Regions from separate parts of the Homo sapiens genome. Here region 1 is linked to region 2. A link is an interaction called in ENCODE POLR2A ChIA-PET data of the cell type or tissue named here. Cell type or tissue: OCI-LY7. All regions are shown on one strand.

Region 1 (8,000 bases), 150 kb before region 2:
ACAAGACCTTGGAAAGAATAGAAAGTAGCTGGGTCTGGTGCCCATATGGAGCACTGAGCCTGAATAAGTGTGTGAGGCTGTAAAGTCACCAGGACCTGTGTCAAAGGCCCAGCCCAGAAGATCCCACTGTCCCAGTTTTCCCAGCCACCTGGTTAATCATTAAGGGACCGTTTGAGACTCATGCAGCCACCCATCACGTGGCCACTATGGCTCCTGTTCATGACTGAGGCTTTGCTATGGGAGACGGTTGGGTCCAAGGTCGGGGATCATCACCTGCTCTGTGGAGCAGAAGTGGGAGAAGCCCGGGAAGGAGGCCCTCGTAAGGCTCTGGGCTTTCTCTAGGCGGTGTGGTCCCAGATGGCAGCAGAGAGAAGGGCAGAATCTTTGGAACCTGGGCAGCCTGGGTGCTTTTTTATTTTTTTGAGATTAGATCTCACTCTGTCACTCAGGCTGGAGTGGAGTTGCACAATCTTGGCTCACTGCAACCTCCGCCTCCCAGGCTCAAGCGATCCTCCCACCTCAGCCTCCCGAGTAGCCGGAACCACAGGCATGTGCCATCATGCCCGGCTAATTTTTATACTTTTGGTAGAGACGAAATTGAGACGAAATTTCACCATGTTGCCCAGGCTGGTCTCAAACTCCTGACCTCAAGTGATCTGCCCGCCTCAGCCTCCCAAAGTGCTGGCATTACAGGCATGAGCCACCATGCCTGGCTGCTGGCCTGGGTTTGAATCCTGGCTTCGTCCCTCTCCAGGCTCCTAAATGACAGCGGATTTTTGTTCCCATTTTTCTGGTTCTTTGTTGTTGTTGTTGTTGTTGTTTTTTGAGACAGAGTCTTGCTTTGTTGCCCAGGTTGGAGTGCAGTGGTGCTATCTCAGCTCACTGCTGCAATCTCCACCTCCCAGGTTCGAGCGATTCTCTTGCCTCAGCCTCCCGAGTAGCTGGGAATACAGGCACCAGCCACCACACCCGGCTAATTTTTGTGTTTTTAGAAGAGATGGGGTTTTGCCATGCTGGCCAGACTGGTCTCGAACTCCTGACCTCAGGTGATCCTCCCTTCTTGGCCTCCCAAAGTGCTGGGATTACAGGTGTGAGCCACTGCGCCCGGCCCATTTTTCTGGTTCTGTGTTGTCCCTACTATGTGTCCAGCATGGGCAGTGGGGGTAGGGGGGCATCCTGTGGCGGGTGAGGTGAGGACCTGCAGGGCTCAGCGGGGCATATCTGCAGGTGGCACCCACGAAGTGAAGCAGCACCCCTTTTTCCTGGCCCTGGACTGGGCAGGGCTTCTCCGACACAAAGCCGAGTTCGTGCCCCAGCTCGAAGCTGAGGATGATACCAGCTACTTTGACAGTAAGGAGGGATCCCCCTGGAGGGGGGGCGGGGGGTGCTCTGCCATCCCTCAGTCCCTGGGGGCAGAGGGCTGTGTGCCAGGCATTCCACCCGAGCTTGGCACCTCACCTTAGGCCTGGAGCTTCCGACTTCCTGAGCCTTCCAAGAATCTAGGGCGTGTGTCGGCCGCCCCCTGGCTGGATTTCCTGTGTGTCTGGGCTCAGGAGGCCACAGCATCCCTCAGGCTTCAGAAGGAGAAACCAAGGCACCAAGTGTGGCAGACCCTTGTCTGGGGTTCCCCAGCAAGTTGGGCCTCCTGGGTGTCCGTCCCTGACCAGGCATGGGGCCCCATCTGTTACCCAGGAGGGTAGGGCGCCTAGTGCAGCTTTTTTGGAGGCGTCCCTGCAGGGGCACTGTAGGTGAGCTCTGAGGAATGACTCTCTCTCTCCCCACTTGGGGTTCCTGCCCTTCAGTGTCCAGCACCTCCTTCAGAACTTGCTTCATGTCAGAGGTCTTCTCTGAGCTTCTGTTTCCTCTTCTGTAAAATGAGGAACATCCTTTATGTTGGAGATGCACAATTTTGGCCAGGCGCAGTGGCTCAAGCCTTTAATCCCAGAACTTTGGGAGGCTGAGGTGGGCAGATCACCTGAGGTCAGGAGTTCGAGACCAGGCTGCCTGACCAACATGGAGAAACCCCATCTCTACTAAAAATACAAAAAATTAGGCAGGCATGGTGGTACATGCCTGTAATCCCAGCTATTTGGGAGGCTGAGGCACGAGAATTGCTTGAACCCAGGAGGTGGAGGTTGCAGTGAGCTGAGATGGCACTATTGCACTCCAGCTTGCGCAACAAGAGCAAAACTGCCTGAAAAAAAAAAAAAAAAAAAAAGATGCGCAATTTTACCTAATTCTGTGTGACCCATTTCAAGGAATCACTGAAGCTCAGAAATAGGAATTCCCGCCCCTGGTCCCACAACCTGTTTTTTTTTTTTTTGAGACGGAGTCTCACTCTGTCGCCCAGGCTGGAGTGCAGTGGCGCGATCTCGGCTTACTGGAACTTCTACCTCCCGGTTTCAAGCAATTATCTGCCTCAGCCTCCCGAGTAGTCGGGATTACAGGTGCCTGCCACCATGCTTGGCTAATTGGTCCCACAACTTTTTAATTATTTATTTTTTGAGATGGAGTCTTGCTCTGTCACCCAGGCTGGAGTGCAGTGGTGCGATTTCGACTCACCACAACCTCTGCCTCCCGGGTTCAAGCGATTCTCCTGCCTCAGCCTCCCAAGTAGCTGGGATTACAGGCGCTTACCACTACTGCCCAGCTAATATTTGTATTTGTAGTAGAGATGGGGTTTCACCATGTTGGCCAGGCTGGTCTCAAACTCCTGACCTCAAGTGAGCCACCCACCTTGGCCTCTCAAAGTGCTGGGATTACAGGCGTGAGCCACCGCACCCGGCCCCACAACTTTTTAGGGACACAGCTGGTGTTGATCCCCAGATATCTGCTCTGCCGCCCAAGCCTCCCGTGGTCCTTAAACACACCAGGCACTGTCCCACCTCAGAGCCTTTGCCCTGGCAGTGACCCTATCCTGAGATGCCCTCCCCGTATTGCCACACCGCCCTTGAGATCATCTCTGGGCATCAGGCGTGCTGCATGTGCCTCTCCCTCCCACAGCACGTTCGGAACGTTACCGCCATCTGGGCTCCGAGGACGACGAGACCAATGATGAAGAATCGTCCACAGAGATCCCCCAGTTCTCCTCCTGCTCCCACCGGTTCAGCAAGGTGGGCCCGGGTCCCGAGGGGAGCCACTGCTCAGAAAACATTGCATGATGTCTGTTTGCTTTCGTATCTGTTTTTTGATTTTGCTTTGTTTTGTTCTGTAGAGATGAGGTCTTGCTATGCTGCCCAGGCTGGTCTCCAACTCCTGAACTCAAGTGATCCTCCCACCTCAGCCTCCCAAAGTGCTAGGAATTGTATTGGTTTTTTGTTTTGTTTTGTTTGAGATGGAGTCTCGCTCTGTTGCCCAGGCTGGAGTGCAATGGCGCAGTCTCGGCTCACCGCAACCTCTGCCTTCCAGGTTCAAGCGATTCTCCTGCCTCAGCCTGCCGAGTAGCTGGGATTACAGGCGCATGCCGTCACGCCCAGCTAATTTTTGTATTTTTAATAGAGATGGGGTTTCACCATGTTGGCCAGGCTGGTCTCAAACTCCTGACCTCAGGCTATCCTCCTGCCTCAGCCTCCCAAAGTGCTGGGATTACAGGCATGAGCCACCACACCTGGTCAAATTTTTTTGTATTTTCAGTAGAGATGGTGTTTCACCATGTTGGCCAGGCTGGTCTCAAACTCTTGACCTCATGATCTGCCCGCCTCGGCCTCCTAAAGCGCTGGGATTACAGGCATGAGCCATCGCACCCGGCCTTGTATTTTTTTATTTTGTTTTGTTGTTTTAATTTGCTTTTGTTTTAGCCATTTTTTTTTTTTCTTTTTTTTTTTTTGAGACAGAGTCTCGCTCTTTTGCCCAGGCTGGAGTGCAGTGGCGTGATCTCTGCTCACTGCAAGCTCCGCCTCCCGGGTTCACGCCATTCTCCTGCCTCAGCCTCCCAAGTAGCTGGGATTACAGGTGCCCGCCACCACGCCCGGCTAATTTTTTGTATTTTCAGTAGAGACGGGGTTTCACCGTGTTAGCCAGGATGGTCTCGATCTCCTGACCTCGTGATCCACCTGCCTCGGCCTCCCAAAGTGCTGGGATTACAGGCGTGAGCCACCGTGCCCGGCCTGTTTTAGCCATTTTAAGGCAATTTCCGAGGCAGGCGGATCACTTGAGGTCAGGAGTTCAAGACCAGCCTGACTAACATGGTGAAGCCCTGTCTCTACTAAAAATACAAAAATTAGCCAGGCGGTGGTGGGTGCCTGTAACCCCAGCTACTCGGGAGGCTGAGGCAAGAGTATTGCCTGAACCCCCAGAGGTGGAGGCTGCAGTAAGCTGAGATCACAGCGCTGCACTCCAGCCTGGGCGACAGAGCGAGACTCTGTCTCAAAAAATAATGATAATAATAAAGTGTACAATTTCGTGGCATTCAGCACATTCATAATGTTGTGCAACCATCACCTCTATCTAGCTCTCAAATGTTTGATTCCCCCAAAAATTTGTACCCATTAGCAACCACTCCCCATTTGTCCTCCTTCAGCTTCCATCTTTATGGATTTGCCTGTTCTGGGCATTTCATATCAATGCAATTCACACTATGTGGCCTTTTGGGTCTGGCTTCTCTTACTCAGCATCACGTACTCAAGGCTCATCCCTACTGCAGTGTGGACCAGTGCTTGCTTCCTTTTTATGGCTGAGTAATATTCCATCATATGGATGGAACACATTGTTTATCCACCCATCTTTGATGCACATTTGGGTCTATTCCACCTTGTGAATACAGGTACCATTTTAGTTTATTTACTTATTTATTTATTTATTGAGATGGAGTCTTGCTCTGTTGCCCAGGCTGGAGTGCAATAGTGCAATCTCAGCTCACTGCAACCTCCACCTTCTGGGTTCAAGCGATTCTCCTGCCTCAGCCTCCCGAGTAGCTGGGATTACAGGTGCGCGCCACCACACCCGGCTAATTTTTGTATTTTTAGTAGCGACCAGGTTTCACCATGTTGCCCAGGCTGGTCTCAAACTCCTGTCCTCAAGCGATCCGCCTGCCTCAGCCTCCCAAAGTCCTGGGATTAAAGGCATGAACCACCGCACCTGGCCCTGGATGTTATTTTATAACCTCACGAGCTTAACTTACATTCCCTACTTTTTTTATGATCTGATCAAAAAATGCTCCACTCTGCTTTAGGCCTGGGCCCCAGGCAGGACTTTCTAGTCAACAGCAAAAACGCAGCTTGGTAGCCTGGCCCCTGAGCCTCAGTTTTTCCATCTGTACAATGGGCTAAAGTCTATGCTCTTTTAGGGATGTGGGGAGTGAGGATTTAGAGAAGTGACTCATACTGAAGCAACTGGTACATAGGAATCACTGGACTAAGCCAGCTTTCTTTTTTTTTTTTTGAAACAGAGTCTCGCTCTGTCTCCTAGGCTGGAGTGCAGTGGCACAATCTCGGCTCACTGCAACCTCCGCCTTCTGGGTTCAAGCCATTCTCCTGCCTCAGCCTTCCAAGTAGCTGGGACTACAGGCATGTGCCACCACGCCCAGCTAATTTTTGTATTTTTAGTAGAGACGGGTTTTCACCATGTTGACCAGGCTGGTCTTGAACGCCTGACCTCAAGTGATCCGCCCACCTCAGCCTCCCAGAGTGGTGGGATTACAGGCATAAGTCACCAGGCCTGGTCTAAGCCAGCTTTCTTGCCACCTTTGTTACTGGTTTTTTTGTTTGGGTTTCTTTTTTTTTCTTTTTTTGAGACAGGGTTTTGCTATGTTGCCCAGGCTGGTCTCAAACTCCTGGGCTCAAGTGATCCTCCCAGCTGGGCCTCTGAAAGTGCTGGGATTACAGGCATGAGCCACCGCACCCGGCTTACCATTCTTTTGTCTTGCCTCCCAGGTCTACAGCAGCTCTGAGTTCCTGGCCGTCCAGCCCACTCCTACCTTCGCTGAAAGGAGCTTCAGTGAAGACCGGGAGGAGGGGTGGGAGCGCAGCGAAGTGGACTATGGCCGCCGGCTGAGTGCTGACATCCGGTAAGTGGCCTGGGGAAGTGTAGGCAGATCCAGCTTCCAAGCCTGCTGGGAGGTAGAGACACAAAATCTGATGCAAAGGGAGCTTCCTAGTGGCCAAGTAGAAAAGGGTCAAACATATTGACCAGCCTATCAGGTCCCTGGCAACCTTGCTCCCTTTGGCTCTGTGTTCCTCACCATGCAAACATAAAACAGCTGTGTACCATCATGCTGCTAGGCACACTTTTCCTTCTGTCCAGAATGCCCTTTGCTTACTAACTCCTGTTCATCCTTCAAAGCTCAGACCCAACAGAAACAGTCAATGTCTGCTAGAGGATGGGTGTTGGAAGCTGGCCTTTTTTTTTTTTTTTTTTTTTTGAGACGGAGTCTCGCTCTGTCGCACAGGCTGGAGTGCAGTGGCGCAATCTCGGCTCACTGCAAGCTCCGCCTCCCGGGTTCACGCCATTCTCCTGCCTCAGCCTCCCGAGTAGCTGGGACTACAGGCACCTGCCACCACACCCGGCTAATTTTTATATTTTTAGTAGAGACGGGGTTTTGCCATGTTAGCCAGGATGGTCTCGGTCTCCTGACCTCGTGATCCGCCCTCCTCAACCTCCCAAAGTGCTAGGATTACAGGCGTGAGCCAATGTGCCCGGCCTTTTTTTTTTTTCTTTTTTTAAGAGACTGGTTCTCACTCTGTCTCCCAGACTGGAGTGCAGTGGCACGATCATAGCTCACTTCAGCCTCAGACTCCTGGGCTCAAGAGATCCTCTCAAGTAGCTGGGACTACAGGCGTGCACCACGGCACCCGGCTAATTTTTTAAGCAATTTTTTGTAGGCCAGGTGCAGTGACTTACACCTGTAATCCCAACACTTTGGGAAGCCGAGGCAGGTGGATTACCTGAGGTCAGGAGTTCAAGACCAGCCTGGTCAACATGGCAAAACCCCATCTCTACTAAAACTCCAAAAATTTAGCCGGGCATAGTGGTGCACGCCTGTAATCCCAGCTACTTGGGAGGCTTAGGCACGAGAATTGCTTGACCCTGGGAGGCGGAGGTTACAGTGAGCCAAGATCGTGCCACTGCACTCCGGCCGGGGTGACAGAGCGAGACTCTGTCTCAAAAAAAAAAAACAAAACAAAAAACAAAAAATTGCAGAGATGGGGTCTCCTTATGTTGCCCGCCCTGGTCTCGAACTCCTGGCCTCAAACAATCCTCCTGTCTCAGCCTCCCAAAGTGCTGGAATTATAGGTGTCAGCCACTGCACCCAGCCTGGAAGCTGGGTTTTAAAAGTTGAATAGGAAGCCGGGTGCAGTGGCTCACGCCTGTAATCCCAGCACTTTGGGACCCCAAGGCAGGCAGGTCACTTGAGCTCAGGAATTCAAGACCAGTCTGGCCAACATGGTGTAACCCCGTCTCTACTAAAAATACAAAAATTAGCCCAGTGTGGCGGCAGGCACCCATAATCCCAGCTACTTGGGAGGCTGAGGCAGGAGACTCACTTGAGCCCTGGAGGCAGTGGTTGTAGTGAGCTGAGATTGCACCACTGCACTTCAGCCTGGGTGACAGAGTGAGACCCTGTCTTTAAAAAAAAAGGTGAATAAGCGGTCTCCAGGTGGACAGAGAGGACAGTGCAGACAGAAGGAACTCGTCCTGTCTATGCAAATTACCCTTGACTGCAGACTGAGAGTTAAGATGTGGCCATGAAGGTGGCTGAGTATCCTGGGGTGCAGGTGCCTGGCAGGGGTGATGCAGGCTCTTCCTCCCTGCAGGCTGAGGTCCTGGACATCCTCTGGATCCTCCTGTCAGTCATCTTCGTCCCAGCCCGAGCGGGGTCCCAGCCCATCTCTCCTGAATACCATCAGCCTGGACACAATGCCCAAGTTTGCCTTCTCATCAGAGGATGAGGGGGTAGGCCCAGGCCCTGCAGGCCCCAAGAGGCCCGTCTTCATTCTAGGGGAGCCTGACCCCCCACCAGCGGCCACCCCAGTGATGCCCAAGCCCTCGAGCCTTTCTGGTAA
Region 2 (8,000 bases):
TTGAGGCCAAGCATTCAAGACCAACCTGGCCAACATAACATGACGATACCCCCGTCTCCAAAAAAAAAAAAAAAAAAAGAGGCCAGGCACCGTAACTCATGCCTGCAATCCCAGCACTTTGGGAGTCTGAGGCGGGCGGATCATGAGGTCAGGAGATCGAGACCATCCTGGCTAACACGGTGAAAACCTGTCTCTACTAAAAATACAAAAAAAAAATTAGCCAGGCGTGGTGGGCAGGTACCTGTAGTCCCAGCTACTGGGGAGGCTGAGGCAGGAGAATGGTGTGAACCCGGGAGGCGGAGCTTGCAGTGAGCCAAGATCGCACCACTGAACTCCAGCCTGGGTGACAGAGTGAGACTCTGTCTCAAAAAAAAAAAAAAAAAAAAAAAAAAGATAAATTGGTTTGTAGTCTGAGCAGGGTGGCTCATGCTTATAATCCCAGCTCTTTGAGAGGCAGAGACAGGAGGATCTCCTGAGCCCAGAAGTTCAAGAGCAGCCTGGGCAACATAGCAAGAACCCATCTCTACAAAAAGATAGAAAAATTAGCTGGTTGGGAGGCTGAGGCGGGCGGATCACAAGGTGAGGAGATCGAGACCAGCCTGGCCAACATGGTGAAACCCCATCTCTACTAAAAATAGAAAAATTAGCCGGGTGTGGTGGCGCATGCCTGTAATCCCAGCTACTCAGGAGGCTGAGGCAGGAGAATCGCTTGAACCTGGGAGGCAGAGATTGCAGTGAGCTGAGATCGTGCCACTGCACTCCAGCCTGGGCAACAGAGCGAGACCCTGTCTCAAAAAAAAAAAAAGCTGGTTTGGTTTTTTGTTTCTTGGTTGTTTTGGGCCAAACTCACATACCATCATTCATCGATTCAACCATGCTTTTTTTTTTTTTTTTTTTTTTGGAGACAAAGTGTCACTCTGTCTCTGAGGCTGGTGTGCAGTGGCACGTTCTCAGCTCACTGCAATCTCTGCCTCCCAGGTTCAAGCAATTCTAGTGCCTCAGCCACCAGAGTAGCTGGGATTACAGGCACATGCCACCACACCAACTAATTTTTGTATTTTTAGTAGAGATGGGGTTTCTCCATGTTGACCAGGCTGGTCTTGAACTCCTCACCTCAAGTGATCCGCCTGCCTCAACCTCCAAAAGTTCTGGGATTATAGGCATGAGCCACTGCGCCCGACGACCATGCTCTATTGAGTGCCCGCTGTGTGCTGGGCAGGTGGGTTCTCACCGCCCAGAGGTGATGTTCTGGGGGACTGGAAGCAAGGTCATTTTAGAGAAGCATGCTGTAGGTTGGTCTCACGATTTTCCTTTAAGTTGGCCCCCTTTTCTGTTTTTACTTCAGTAAATACATTTTAAAAGGGAACCTTCATGTCACCACCAAGAATGGAAAACCAGTTTCTCTTGCTATAAATAGAAGGAAACCAAAAAACTATGAAATGAGAGCAAAGTCAGGCATTCCCACCTCAGGAACACTCAGGGCTGGGGCTGGACTTCGAATGTCTGAGTCTTATCAAAGGCAGGGAAGCCCCAAGCAGAAGGGCAGGAGGGGCCACAGGGACCCACTTGGCAGATGCTCCAGTCCCGTGGGTCCCAGCACACAGTAGGTGCTTGATGAATGTGTGTTGATCTGTTAACATGCAACCCATTATTGTAGGTGCCCCCCCCCACCATGATGTGTGGGTTTTGCCTGCATCCGACCACATACTCGTGGCTTTTCCAGGTACTGAGCCATTTCCCCGCTGACAGACTGAGGGCAGGGTGGTGCCTGAATGGGGAGGGGTGGGGGAGGTGGCAGGCAGCTGCCTCTTGGGCAGGGGACCCCACAGGGGCCTCTCTGGGGAGGCTTCGGTTTGGTTTGGTGACATGCCAGGATGCAGCTCTGGGCAAACGTTTATTTGCAGCCTTGGGGCTGTCCCCACCCACGGTCCTGTGGGCCCCTGACGTCTGTCCACACTGAGATGTGGGCCCCTGTGGCCCGCCGCCCTCCCTGGCTGTCTGTGGTGTGTGAATCAATGAATGAGTGAATGAGTAAAGGAATGAATGCAATAAGTAGCATAATGGATGAGTTCGTAGAATAATGAATGGATGAGTGAATTAATGAATGAGTGGAAGTATTCATGCTGCCAAGATGGGAAACCCATTCTCCAGGTATTCTTTTTTTTTTTTTTTAAGACACAGTCTTGCTCTGTCGCCCAGGCTGGAGTGCAATGGCACTATCTCGGCTCACTGCAGCCTCCACCTCCTGGGTTCAAGTGATTCTCCTGCCTCAGCCTCCTGAGTAGCTGGGATTACAGGCGTGCGCCACCACGCCCGGCTAATTTTTGTATTTTTGTAGAGACGGGATTTCACCATGTTGGCCAGGCTGGTCTGGAACTCCTGACCTCAAGTAATCCGTCCGCCTCGGCCTCCCAGAGTGCTGGGATTACAGGCGTGAGCCATCTAGATATGCTTTGTCCCCTTTTTTCGGATGGACAAACTGAGGCTGTCAGCCAAGAAAGGCTTCAGTATGTGGAAGGCAGATTCGAAGCCAGTTGGCCCTGCACATCGTGGGCTGCATTTCTGCACCAAGACTGGGGGTTCCTGGAGCGAGCTTAGGGGTCCGGACTGGTGCAGACGGGGCGCTGGACCTGGCCCCCAGCCAGCGGAAGGGATCTGGGCCCCAGATGGGGAGTAGATGGAACTGGAGGCAAGGCAGGCGGCAGGGGGTGAAGAGGCCGCTGCCCCAGGCTGCGGGGATGGGGAGGCACCGGCAGGGTCCGCGTTGATTCAGAAAGGACCCCAAGGAAGGAGCAACTTTGGGGGACCCCAAAGTTGTCTGAGTGGTATCAAAGGCCGTGCACATGGGGCCCTTAAGCGCTACAGCAGGGGCAATAGTGGAGAGACCCCACGCCTTCCCGCCTCCCGCTGCCCCCGCATCCCCTTCCTCCCGCCTCCCGCCTCCCCCCTGCTCCTCGCCTCTCGCTCTCCCGGGGAGGAAGTGGCGAGAATGCGGGGGTGGGCACCCTATTCTCACTTCCCCTGGGGAAGGGCGGGGCCTGCGGGGTCCTCTCCGCCGCCGGGAGACGGCATCTCCGCGTACAGGGGTGGGGGCGGGGAGCCCTAGGAGCTGGGCAGGCGCTGCTCAGTCCCTGGCCAGGTGACGTCCGTAAGTTTCCTGGTCTTCGATGGTTCTCGAATGAAAAATGGGGGGAAAGACATTGAGTTGGAAACAGCGAGTTGTTGGGGAGAGAGGACCCCACCCCGGGCCGGTACTAGCAGCCAGACACGGACACGCCCTGCCCCGGAGGGGTCAGGGCCAGGCCGAAGGGAGGGAAGTCGCAGTAAACACAGGGTTGGGTTGGGGCGGGAGGCGCATTCCAGGCGGAGGGAACGGCGCGGGCAGAGGCCTGGAGGCTGGTGGAGGCCTCCTGCCTCGCCTAGCTGCGGGGTCCTCAGCGTGTGGCCCCTCCCCTAATGGGAGGGGGGGAGAAAGGATCCGGGGGGAGAGGTCTCGGAGCTGTCGGCGGCAGTGGAAGAGTTAACTTCCCGGGGCTGCCGGACCCCGCCGCGAGCTGGCGGGTGGCGTCAGCGCCAACGTCAGGGCGAAGTGGTGCCGCGTAGACGCGGACGCTTCGGCCGCCCGGCCCCCACCCCACGCGGCGCTGGAGGCCGCGGGGATGGGGGCGGGGGCGGTCGGCCCTGCAAGCAATTTACTGGGCTCTGTGCAGAGAGGGAAATTGAGGCACGGGAACGGCCGTGGCCTGGCTGGTGCTAAGCCCGCTAGCCCGCGTCCCACACTACCGCCCCCTCCCAGCTCCTCCAGGTCGCCGGACGACCTGGAGCTGGTTTGGGCTTGTTTTCCATTGCGCAAATACCTGCGAATAAACGTTTGCCCCGAGCTGCGACTTGGCACATCACCACCTCTGCATGGCCTCAGTTTCCTCAACCGGATAATGGGGAGAGTTGACATTTAGTGTGGGCGCTGGGTTCGGCCTTGAAAAGGGGGTGTGGGAGGGGACTGCACCCCAAGAAAGAGGCTGGAGCGGGGACACCTGCGAGGCTGTCTGTGAATTCCGGGCTGGTTCTCCAGCCCCCTCCTCTCCTCCCGTCGCTCACTCCCCTCCTCTCCCTCCCCTTCCTGCTTCAGCTTCCCCTCCCCTCTTCCTTATCCCCTTCTCCCTCCCGTCTCCCCCGATCTCCTCTCCACCCCCTCTCTCCCTTTCCCCCGCCCGCCCAGCGAGGCCGCCCCACCGGACTGCTAATTAAATGCAGAGCTGGGGGGAAGGGACGGCGCGTGGTTAACCCCTTCCCCGCCGGGGCCCTGAACCGGGGATGGGGAAGGGTGTCCGCCACCGGAATTTCCTCCCCCCCAGGGGCAGGCCTTAAGCTCTAGGACAAGCCCATTTATTGAGTGGGTATATCGAGGCCAAAGGAACGGCCCCAACGTTCTGGGTGAGGCTGTACTAAATCGGGCCTCCTGATTGGAGGGCCAGAGCTTCGAGATAGCGGAAGAGAAAAGCAATATCGTGGCTTGGAAATAAACCAAGAGAAAAAAAAATGAGTTGGAAGGAGAGACAGCGGGAGAGGGAGGCTGGAAAAAAATCTAGGAGCAAGACAGAGACAGAGAGACAACCAGGTAAGGGAGGTGGAGCTCCGGGTGTGGCCTGGAGGCACCCAGGCAGGCTCCCGGTAGGAGGCGGCTTCCTGGAGGAACCTGTGGTGGAATAACTCCTGGCCCTGGTGTTAGCCTCCAGGCCTGGCTCACGCACTGACTGCTGACTTCTGATAGGGCCTTGTGGCCTGAAAGGAAGGTCATGCCTGCCTTTGGAGCCATCGGTCAACCCAAGTCCCCGCCCTGTCCCTGAAAACATCAGAGAGGAGCCCAGCGAAGCGAAGTGTGGGCTATGTGCTGTGAGGTGACTCAGTGGCCCCTCATTCTTGGGACGGGAACAACTGAAAGAAGTGAATGATATAAAGTCAGGTGGTGAGAAAGCAAATGACAGCAGGCGGAGGGAGTGTGGGGTGGGGGGGGCCAGAGGATCCATGATACCAGCAGCAGGGCCACCATGAGGATGCCCCAGGGAAGGGTGTTCCTGAAAGCTGGAGTAGCACGTGCAAAGGCCCTGGGGAGGAATTTGAGGTATTTGTTTGTTTGTTTTTTGAGAGGAGTCTCCCTCTGTCCCCCAGGCTGGAGTACAGTGGTGCGATCTCAGCTCACTGCAACCTCCACCTACCAGGTTCACGCGATTCTTCTGCCTCAGCCTCCCGAGTAGCTGGAATTACAGGCGTGCGCCACGATGCCCAGCTAATTTTGTATTTTTAGTAGACAGGGTTTCACCATATTGGCCAGGATGGTCTCCACCTCTTGATCTCGTGATTCGTCCGCCTCAGCCTCCTAAAGTGTTGGGATTACAGGCGTAAGCCACTGTACCCGGGCTGAATTTGAGGTGTGTTAAGGGAACATCCAGGAGGAGGCGTGGCGCAGGGTGAGGAGAGATGGAGGATTACAGGGGCCTCCAGATCCTAAGCAGGGAGGGTGGGGGGTGGCTTGAGTCCTTGGCCAGCCCAGGTGGAGCCTGTGACTGCTCTCCCTGCCTCACTTTTCCTACCATTATGCATGCTCCAGAAGCAGCAGGGGAGGCTTTGGGGATGTGGAGGTTGCCCAGGGTCACAGGGACCCCTGTTGTGCCCTCCGTCAGTGCCCCTCTGGCCTCCCCACACCCTCTGTGGCTCCCTGCTGTGGCCAGTCTTCCCCATCATCGCCCCTGGCTCTCTTCTCTCCTGCAGTCCAGCCACTCAGCCCTTGTACATGTCCCTCATCTGTTCTCACAATGCCCACCCCAGGTGACAACATCCTCCCAAGCCCCCTTCAGGAGATGGTGGGGCTGACACTAACAGGGGAGGGGGTGTAGGGAAGGTGAGCACCCTGGCCCCTGAGTGCTGCACACAAACTGTGTAAAAATAGCTGCTCCCCCTGCCCCCTGTGAGGAGGCGGCTGTGACGGTGGTGGCTGCAGTGACGGGGATGTGCCCAGAGAAGCATCCGGCAGGGCCAGTTGCCATGGTGATGCTGACTCAGCGGCAGAGGCAGGTAGCAGCATCTGGTACCCGGCCGGCACGCCTCTGCTTGGCCTACGCTCATAGCACCCTGTCCAGCCCCAACTTTCCAGCCTCCACCCTGGGGGTGTCTTCTGAGGCTGCAGAGGGGTGGGTGAGACCTCGGGAAGGACTGGACAAGTTCCTCCACCAGACACCACTCAGTCATCTGCTGGAAGGTGGGAGACGCTGCTTCTCATGGAGCGGACCTCAGTGTCAGGTCTTCCTCCCTCTATCAGCCATCCGCCCATCTACCTACTCACCCATCCATCCACTCATCCACCATCCACTCATCCCCCATCCATCCACCATCCACCCATCCATCTACCATCTGCCCATCTACCATCCATCCACCCACCTGTCCATCTATCCACCCATCCACCATCCACTCATCCCCCATCCATCATCCACCAATCAGTCCATCATCCACCCATCCATCCACCATCTACCCATTCATCCATCCATCCATTCCTCCACCCAGCGGCCATCCATCCATGCACCATCTACCCATCCACCATCTGCCCATCCACCATCCATCCATCTACCCACCATCCATCCATCTACCCACCCACCCATGCATCCACCATCCACCCATTCACCATCCACCCATCCACCATCCGTCCACCGTCCACCCATCCACCACCTAACCATCCACCAGCCATCCATCCACCTGTCTACCCACTGACCCATCCATCCACCATCCACTCACCCACCCATCCACCCATCCATCCACCCATCCACCTATCTACCCACCCACCCATGTATCCACCATCCACCCATTCACCATCCACCCATCCATCCACCATCTACCCATCCACCATCCATCCACCATCCACCTACCATCTACCCATCCACCATCCATCCACCATCCACTCATCCATCTACCATCTACCCATCCACCATCCATCCACCATCCACTCATCCATCTACCATCTACCCATCCACCATCCATCCATCCATCCACCTATCTACCCACCAATCCATCCATCCACCATCCACTCATCCACCCATCCATCCACCATCCACCCATCCACCTATCTACCCACCCACCCATCCATCCACCCATCCATCCACCCATCCACCTATCCACCATCCACCCATCCGTCCACCATCCACCCTTCCATCCACCAATCCACCTATTCATCCAGCCACCCATCCACTTACCACACACCCACCCATCCATCCATTCCTGTGTTCATCCATTCACTCAACATTTTTGGAGCACTTACCGTGTACTGACATCCTTCTGGGCACATGGTGGTTGCCACTGTCGATGCAGGCAGGGTATCAGCAGTCTGGGGTGCAGGGACTTGGGTGAGGACAAGGCCTCCTTGGCTACTTGGAGCCAGGCCTTGAGATGCTGAGGCCCTATCTCTTCCTTGTTCTCCTAGTCTTGCTCCCTCTCTCTTCCTGCATCTCTCAATCTCTCTGTTTTCCCATCTGAGTCCATCTTAGATCCTTCCCCATATCCCCAGGCCCCCCAGCAGCTGCCGTCTATTCCCCTCTTCTTCTCCCCACTCACTTGTTCCATGCCAGCTTTCCCTTGGGTACAGCTATGTATTCCCACCTCGGGGTCTTTGCACATGCTGTTCCCACTGTCTGGGAGACTCACTCACCTGGAATTGATCATATTTAATTCTTGGCTGGCTTTCTTTCTTTCTTTCTCTCTCTCTCTCTTTTTTTTTTTGAGATGGAGTCTCACTCTGTTGCCCAGGATGGAGTGCAGTGACGCAGTCACAGCTCACTGCCCCCTCCATCTCCCGGGTTCAAGCGATTCACCTGCCTCAGCGTCCCGAGTAGCTGGGATTACAGGCACACGGCACCACACCCTGCTAATTTTTGTATTTTTAGTAGAAACGGGGTTTCACCATGTTGGCCAGGCTGGTCTTGAACTCCTGACCTCAGGTGATCTGCCCACCTTGG

The links. Peaks named below come from ENCODE experiments on the same cell type or tissue, not always from the same donor. Only the 100,000 strongest peaks of a DNase experiment are listed, where the experiment ranks them.
Region 1: POLR2A ChIA-PET joins it to region 2 with 10 read pairs; 17 of 35 experiments call an interaction of 5 or more read pairs at or near these places.

Annotation. Positions count from the first base shown.
Region 1 is chr19:18,136,012-18,144,011 of GRCh38, forward strand. MAST3 (microtubule associated serine/threonine kinase 3) reads left to right here. Exons shown (of 28, transcript NM_001393504.1): 19 at 1,228-1,350; 20 at 3,004-3,113; 21 at 5,871-6,004; 22 at 7,752-7,996. LOC124904650 (a long non-coding RNA gene) reads right to left here and starts at 7,757. Exons shown (of 3, transcript XR_007067153.1): 1 at 7,650-7,757; 2 at 5,848-6,049; 3 at 3,078-3,139. In OCI-LY7, no CTCF peak of the experiment used is centred here; no DNase peak of the experiment used is centred here.
Region 2 is chr19:18,288,715-18,296,714 of GRCh38, forward strand. LOC124904653 (a long non-coding RNA gene) reads right to left here and starts at 4,129. Exons shown (of 2, transcript XR_007067155.1): 1 at 3,858-4,129; 2 at 1,876-3,173. RefSeq lists enhancers at 1,276-1,915, 3,195-3,833, 3,834-4,473, 4,474-5,112, 4,478-4,557 and 1 more, cis regulatory regions at 1,565-1,933, 2,513-5,068 and silencers at 1,968-2,017, 2,698-3,127, 3,578-3,747, 4,702-4,904, 5,989-6,171 and 1 more. In OCI-LY7, no CTCF peak of the experiment used is centred here; DNase peaks (open chromatin) are centred at 3,037, 3,567, 4,337 and 6,037; H3K4me3 peaks cover 2,795 bases; H3K27ac peaks cover 2,611 bases.